Linked DNA regions of Homo sapiens: region 1 is linked to region 2. The links are chromatin contacts, found by Hi-C or POLR2A ChIA-PET in ENCODE. All regions are on one chromosome and are shown on one strand. Each heading gives the region's core, a stretch centred on a gene start or an enhancer-like site at or near the end of the contact. The rest is flanking DNA. Distances are from core to core; before and after follow the strand shown. Region 1 overlaps PCDH9 (protocadherin 9). Region 2 overlaps PCDH9 (protocadherin 9).

Evidence for each region. A loop is a pair of places that touch in the nucleus more often than their neighbours do. ChIA-PET counts read pairs that join two places held with the same protein, here RNA polymerase II (POLR2A). Pooled maps may share reads with other maps.
Region 1: a map with no recorded cell type shows a loop between it and region 2 (5-fold over the local background). The contact joins two enhancer-like sites. A Hi-C loop is called at or near these places in 6 of 37 single-sample maps with no recorded cell type and 7 of 50 pooled maps. POLR2A ChIA-PET finds 5 or more read pairs at or near these places in 1 of 52 experiments (OCI-LY7).

Annotation. Positions count from the first base shown.
Region 1 is chr13:67,046,697-67,050,827 of GRCh38, reverse strand. All of the region lies in intron 2 of PCDH9 (protocadherin 9), which reads left to right. Among named protein-coding and RNA genes, the nearest start is that of PCDH9-AS4, 58 kb to the right of the region's middle. Within about 2 kb of position 1,872, at least 3 of the 41 ENCODE cell types and tissues checked have a DNase peak (open chromatin) inside an H3K27ac peak, as active enhancers do.
Region 2 is chr13:66,992,317-66,996,232 of GRCh38, reverse strand. The region is part of intron 2 of PCDH9 (protocadherin 9); the gene reads left to right. PCDH9-AS4 (PCDH9 antisense RNA 4) reads right to left here. Exons shown (of 3, transcript NR_046637.1): 2 at 1-11. Among named protein-coding and RNA genes, the nearest start is that of PCDH9-AS4, 3.4 kb to the right of the region's middle. Within about 2 kb of position 1,877, at least 8 of the 41 ENCODE cell types and tissues checked have a DNase peak (open chromatin) inside an H3K27ac peak, as active enhancers do.

The sequences.
Region 1 (4,131 bases), core at 623-3,122, 55 kb before region 2:
AGAGAATGTAAATGCTCTAGGATCTGCTGTGAGACATACACTCCTGCTTGTCAGACAGACATGATTTTTAGAGCAGAGAATTTGCTGGCTTAAAGAAGACAACTTGCCAGTTTCATTAGTTTTGTATCTTACGCTAGACAGAGTCACTGTTCCAATCATTAAAGTACCCATCCTAAGCTTCCATTAAGTTTGAGCCAAATGACAACATATTTTAGAAGTGCTTTGTACAATAACAATATGTAGCTGCCTACTGCTTATAGATGAGTAAGCTTGTGATAACTTTGCTAGACACTGGGTTCTACTCTTTTTCATTCTTGCTTAGGTTTAATTAACATGAGCATGCCAAGAACATAATTATTAGTGCTTCTTATAAGTACCTGGTGGAGATCACATTAAATGAGAGTCATTCTTAGAATAGACAAAAATTTGCAAATGTAAACTAAAATACCAATATGGTAGGAACTGAGTAGGTGGGATCACCAGTTTTCATTATGATAAAATTGCATTTTTTTTCCCCTACCTGCTCAGGAGTGTTTGGAGAGTTCAGACAGATTAGAGGAAAAAAGCAATGAAGTGCTTAAACATATTTAAGGAACCCTTCATAATAAATGCTATCAGATCATTGGTATCTCTTGCAACCAAATTTAGGATGGAAGATCTGCCTGCAAATAGCAAATCTCCAGTGAAGAAAATAATATGTTTTTATTTTTAAAACCAAAGTATTTCATTATGTTGTGTCATTCTGTGCACCCCACACAGTATCAGCCTGGGATTCAGGAGAACCTGCAGGAAATCTTGTGAGAAACATTTAAGGTCAACTAGATAACATTTTCATTCTCTATGATTCCCTCCGAATTTACTATTGTTCATTCTGAAGTCATTGTTCTCAGAAGGCAAGAAACAGAACAAACACTAACTGTTGGATATCTTGTCTTGTTGTCTATCTGCAGAAATATTTGGCTGCATGCAGTTCTGCAGAACATAGTAGAAAAAAGTATTTATGTTTATAAATTTTGTGTTTTTTCCTGAACATATTATTTTCCTACAGACTCTTTAGATTTCTTAAACTGCTGAGGTACAAGAGTTTCCCAAATTGGCAGTTATTGCTTAGACTGGCAAGGTAAATATCTCCTTTGTTTGAAAATTTAACTCTGAAGAAGATATGGGGATATTCAGAAAGCTACCAGTAAGTGCTCGGTGCCTTGTTTGAAAGCACCTGGCTCCTTTATCGCCATCCTCAGACACAGATTCTTACAAAAGGTGTTAATAAGTTCTTGATATATACATATATGCCTCTTGGGCTTATGCTCCACCAACAATGAGGCGAGAACTATAATAATCTGCCCCTTGAGAAAACTGTTCATTGCTGGGAAGAAGAATCTGATGAGCTTTCCACAATGATTGGAATAGGTTTTATCCCTATTGTTATAGATGTCCAAGTGTGAAATATTATATAGCAGATGATTTGTTAATTTTTCACAGTTTACATATTGCTACTGTTAGAAACATTGTCCTTAATACATCCTCATAAAACATTAATCAGAACTGTATAAATGATGTGCTCAAGATTATTTTTAAAGCAATGTACTGGGCCCATGAACTCATTAGCCCTATGTTGTTCAATTTTTTTTTCTAAATGTATGCACAAGTTTTAAAAAGTACAGAAAGCATAGTATTAACAAAAGGCACTTTTCATTAGAACAAGAAGTACTGATTACGGAAGGCTAAATGTTAAAGAGAACAAACATTTTTTAATTTTATTCTTATTAGAAATATCTGATTACAATGCACTCCTATCTACAAAGTAATTTGCCTTTCAAGGGTGACTCAGATTTTTGGTCTCCCAAGGCTTTCAGCACATGGCAACACCATAAACCCTGTAGTATTTCAGTGTTGTAATGTCTTCCAGCAGTTTTGCTTTTAACTCAAGCTGTCCTGGGCCTTCATGTTTGCCTGCCGGTATAACAGAAGAACCCCAGCAGTAGATTTAATTCTAGAGACATGATATGAACACCTACTGTGTGCAAAACCGTGTGAGTCACTGAGCAGGAAACACCTGTGAGTAAGGCAGAGGCCCTGTCTGTAAGCTGCCCACAATCTAGTGGGAAAGGTACAGGCTTTACTGAGCTTTTAATTAAAGCCAAATAGCTTCAGAGGTAGCAGGCCCAGCAAAACTCCATTCAGCTCACATTTGTTCTATTCCCCACCCACACATTTACTGTTATCTTTTGTTTTCCCATGCAGTCTGATTTCTTTCTTTTGGCCTCCTTCCTCTGAGGCTGAGAATATACATCTGTGTGGGAGGAAATGCCCGGAGTTACTGTACAACCACATGAAAAACAAACAGAAGGGACAGGCAGCCTGCTCTGCTTTCAGCGGCATGGCCTTATTCCCCTTCACTCTTGACAGCGTCACTTTAGGCCCTGAGCATATGGGCCAGGGCTTGTCTTCAGAGCCACTTATGGCACATATATAAAATTTACTGTACCTTCCTGGAAAAATGCAGTGTTTGCAAACCACTTGGGAGAGGGATGGATTTATGGATGGGGAAACATATACCCAGTCAAGCTATTAAACACTGGTTTCCATGCCATTTTCAGCCACTAGGATATGAATGAGGGGCTCTCATGTTAGGCTCTAAGAAGAGCAAGTCTTTGGATCCTTTTTGAAATAAATTACCTTCAAAATCTCCTTTAGGGATAAAGCAATTTCACTATTCACAGTTTAGAGTCCTAGGTTTTTGAGGTCGATGGTCAGGGATCAGCCAGTGGGCAACACATGTAATGGCAGACATAGCAGGAACATTATTTTTCTGTTTCTGAAAAGAAACACAATATCAGAAACAGCCTTTTCTTAAGTAATTAATCCCCCTAAATTGATTTTTCAAGGAAATCCGGTTCATAAATTGCACTGTACTTTTGTTGGTAGATAAACTGGTAGCGTAGAGTGCTTTTGGTTGAATGATCTTAAAATATTCATGTGGGTCCTTAAATCAACCTTCCAATTTGGCATTAGCATTCCCATTTCACCATGCAAGATATTTTTAAAATCAAGAGAGTTGGCTTTTGATGTAAGTAAGCATATATTAGAATACAAGAACTTGGAGGCATGCTGTTAGACCTTGTTTCACTTGGAATGATAGAGTACATTTTAACTAATAGGTTTAATTTTACTAAAAGGCGTTACATTAACTCCTCCCTGAATTTATCTATGAAACTGTATCAAGAATGTCTCATGGTGAAACCGCAAACCCAAATTCATAGGCAGCAGAGTGGGGGAAAGAAATAAAACATTCACAGAGAGGATCTTCTGGATGTCAATTGCCAATGAACAGAAGGAGGAAGAGTCCTTTGTATGTAACTATATAGTTTGCATCACTTAACCTTTAAAGTGTTGTGTGACTTATTTATATATGAGAAATATAAATGCCACTGTTGTCTATTGCAGATGTCATCCTAGTTAAAGCTATTATTAGAAAAACATAACTTTAGTATTTAAAACTGTTTTCTTTTTATTTGGGTGGGGTTCAAGGAGGGAAAAGAATGGCAAATGCATTTTAGCAGGTGCTGCTTACTATTTAACTCCAAGATTTCATCACAGTGGAGCTTGTAAGCACCATGCCCTTTTGGAAAAAGGCATTAGAGTGGGTGTTCAGAAATCTGAATTTTAGCTGCTTTTGGCACTAGTTGTGTAACCAAGAGTACATCATTATCCTGGGCTAAGTGCTTCTCCCTCTTTCCCCATTAGCACTTTAATACGTAATATATGTATCATATCTTACACATATCTTGTTCTTACTATGCAGGCATAATGGCAAGTCATTTATATGCATTGCTCTATTTGAAATGTTCTATCGGAATATTTTCTAGATTATACTGAAATCATCTGTTCATGAGCCTAACTCTCATATGTGACAGAGATTGTCTTATTGACATATTAGGTGCTTAGAAAAATTTCTTAAGCTGAGCTGACCTTCTGTACCCTTCTCAGTTGTTTGTGTTTTTATTCTGTCAGATAAAAATAAGTTTATATTTTCTCCTCCTCAGGATGAGGAGGATTTTCTTAGTGTGTTTTTTCTATTGTTGTTAAAATATATTATGGCATAGTCATTTTTGGTTTACATTTCCTCTA
Region 2 (3,916 bases), core at 628-3,127:
ACTCCAACTACCTGGAAAAATAGTAACATTCAATAAAATGTCCCGCTGGTAAGATATTCTCTTAATGAAACCTCTTCTGAGAACCCAAGCTTCAGTTTACATAGCACTTTCCTTGTGCCTCTCAGATAAGACAGAACATTTTCCTTTACTGTATCTTCCCATTAAATACAAAGCTCTGCAAGACTAGACAGTGTTGTTCACATATTTGTATCTTCTGGAGAGTTTAGCCCATCAGCCGAATTAATTGCAAATAATTATTGAAAAAAAATAAATGAAGTTAATACAATAATTCATAGTATACAGAGAAAATAATCTGTATCATTTTTCAAATATTGTGACCCAGTTGGGTCTAAGTAAATTATTGTTTTCTTCATTTAGGTTCTTTTAGTTTGAATTCAGTATATCAGAGGATTTTTAGACAGCAGTAATGCAGATGATATGTTCTCTCTGAACTGCTCGAGTATATTTGATATACATAATTTTTCAATCTTTTTATAGAATGAGATTGAGGTTTGCCTGAAAGAAGAAAAGCTCAAGAAGCAGTAGTCTTTGCTACAGGAAGACACACTATAACAGATGTTCTTTTCTTTTTTTATAGTCACAGAAAACCATCTTAACTTTGTGAAATTAAAGGGTAGAACTGACACAAACATGGAACAATTCTAACTTCCTAACCCAACCTCAAAACTTAGGGTTTGAAAATTGGTTACAGCTGTTCCTTTCTGTTTCTTAGGGTTTTGTTGTTGTTACTGTTGTTTTTTTCCCTTAGTGGTGGACACTTTTATGCACCAGCACTCAAGCAGAGTCTCTCACTGCAGGTGCATTTACCATTTGGGGACCGTGCTGCCCTTGTTTTGTTAGCCTCAGCATTTTTAAAAACCTCACTTCGCCCGTGGTGCTTGTGAATATATCACTGTCCACCTCTTTTGCCTTTTGTATTTACCGTGTCTTATGCTTCAGCCTTTCCGATGCCCTTGAGAAGCCATAACCATGCTTTACATTTGAAAGAGTGCCAGCTCATTTAATCAGGCTGAGTTTGAGAGGCATGGATGAATTTATTCTATCTAACATTTAATAAAAAATAATTTAAAAATGTGACTTATGCCATGACATGCTTAGCATTACCCTTCCGGGTTTAAATTTGAGAGCTGTCAGCACCCTCCGTGGTCTGGAAACTGACATGTTATCAATCAAGTGCGTGGGTGACAAGGCCGCTGATGTCCTCCCAAGGCTCTTGTTTAATAATTAATTTTTCATTGCAGGCATGTTCCGTAAATGGATTACAAAACTTAAGCCCGTTTAAAAGGTTTTAGAAATTCATTATTAGTTTTAAAAGATGAATGCACAAATTAACTATCCATGATAGATGAGGCATACCAAATATAGCCAGGTCCTATGTGGTTTTGGCTTATATTTATATATAGCGTAGAGTAGGGTAAAAAGTCAGTACAGTTTTATAGAGAATGTCACTGAAGCACCGAGGAAGTGATTCTTTCAAAGGAGACTCAAAAAAGGAGATCAGATGACAAAATTGTGCTTTGAACATTTTCATCTTTTCTGTTGCTCTCAGAAGTCCCCAGCCATCTAGCCTCTGGACAGGCTCAGCTCTATTTCTGGAGTCAGTACCTCAGCTTGTTTTTACCACAGAATAATATTATGATTTAGAATGAAAGAATTCTTATCAGTTATCACATCTTAATTTCCTTAATTCAACGTCAGTGCCAGTTTTTAAGCTGTTATCTTTCAGCTCCAAACCCACCAGCTTTGTGATTCCCCGGGCTAGTCTCAGCGCTCTGCATATCCGCTTTGCCATCTGGCTTCTTAATAAGTTTGGCCAGTAGGGCACGCTAGAGGGAGACCGAATGGCGGGGTGAGGGGAGCTACTGCGTCCGGCTTTGCAGGCCGTTCCTTTCAGGGTTGCCGCAGCAATGGCACTTCATCCTGGCAGCAGCCATTTGCTGGTTGCAGTGCCAGTTTCTTGGTTTCTTTTTTGCATTCCTGGAATCAGTTTCATCACTCTCTCTTGGAGTTACCAAGAGTCGCCAGTCAGTTTCCTCTCCGTGGAAGGCTGAGTCCCAATTCCATAGGGCTCTGTGCCAGACTTTTAGTCTCTGATAACTCCGAAATCCTTCCTTCTGTTTCCTAAGCTCTACAGGTATTCTAGTTTTTCTCGCAATTTTTCATTACTAGGCTACATCAGTGTCCTTTTTCTTTCTTTCTTTTTCTCACTTTTTATTTGTACCTTTAGTCCTCCAACAATTAACAATTCCCCATGTTAAATTCTCTCTGTTTAAACAACTAACGGGCTCTCTGTATTCCAACTAGATCTCGGCTGATGCAAATGCCGTAGACAATCAATCGATCAATCAATCAGCAAATCCAATTTCCCTCTAGCCACTAAAGGGACTTAATATAATTGAATGATTATAGAATTCTGATCCCATTTATCTCAAGCCATTGAAAATATTTTTCGTGTGATTATAAGATACGTAATTTTAAAAAATGATTTTCTAAATCAGGATTCTTACCAGATTATTTCACAGCTTATTCACTCATTGATTGCTTTCCTCCCACCCTTGTTAGCTTTTGTATGCCTGTCCTGCATTTTAAACCAAGGTATGAGGAGGATAAAGTAAATAGTAAATGGTATGATAGTGGCCAAAACTTTGAATCTTTTTCCCTATTCATCATCTTTGTGCAAGTTGGTAGGGAGGTCCACTAATTCAGCCTCCCCATTCCCTGTCCCTTCAAAGTAAATCAGAAGCTTCAGGTAAAAAGCAGAGAAGCTACCCAAGTTCTTTTCATTTATTTTATCATCATACTAATAATTTTGCTTTCTGAAATGATTACTCTTACAAGCAGCAAATATATTTTTTAGGAAGTTAGAATTATTGATGTCACGTTTTCATATTCAGTATCCCAAGTAAATATCAGGTAAATTCAGGAAAATAAATACAACCATTTTCTTGGTTAATTGTTTTTAAATTTAATATATGTTCATTTATTCTTTTAAATATATATTTCATAAATGGTGACTATGTATTCCATGACATAAAAACTAAGTATTTTTAGTGGGAAATTCTTTGTGGAATCACTGAAATGATAACTAGTGTTAGCAATACTTCTGTTTCATGAGACGAGTCACTTTATGAAGATTGCAAATTATTTTTTGTCCCCTCTAGAGTTCATTTCATGGGAAATTTAAATTTTATTGTCTTAACTTTAATGTTAAACATTTCCTTCACATATGGTATGGCCAGACATGTTTTCTTCTTTGCTGCTATTTTACATTTTAGATGTAGTCCATTCAGGATCTTTTTTTTTTTTTTTAGGAGTCAGAGCTTGAAGTGACGCAACACTTTCACTCTTTATCTCTGATTTACATGCTAATAAAGACAACTGATAGACAATATGATATACTTTGGCCCTAGAAGATCCTTAATGAGGAAATTCTGTGGCCTGTTTTCTCTTCTGTGCTATTTTTTGTCTTCTAAGGCAGGCATTTTTATCAGTTCAGTTTGTTGCTGTGACTAGTTCAAACTTGTTCAGGGCTTTATGCCTGAAATAAGTAATCAATTAGCCTATATATATAAATATATAACCAACCATTACAATTATCTAAGAATGTCAGGGAGTTGTGAAGTGGAAACAAATTAAAGAGTTGCAAAATTAAAAGAGCTCGTCTTCCAACAGAAGTGTGCTGACATATATTAAAGAATAAATGAATTAAAGTCACCAAAGAGGAACAGGAGTTAAAAAGAAGACCATTGTTTAGATGGAGTCAGGCTGGTGCACTGCCAAGGAAAGCAAACAGGATTTCTGAAGGCTTGGTATGAATTTCAGCTTGCATCATTCCGCTGGAGGGGGTGATTTCCCCAATATCATGTTAGATCCATAGCTTGTTCTTGACAGAGTG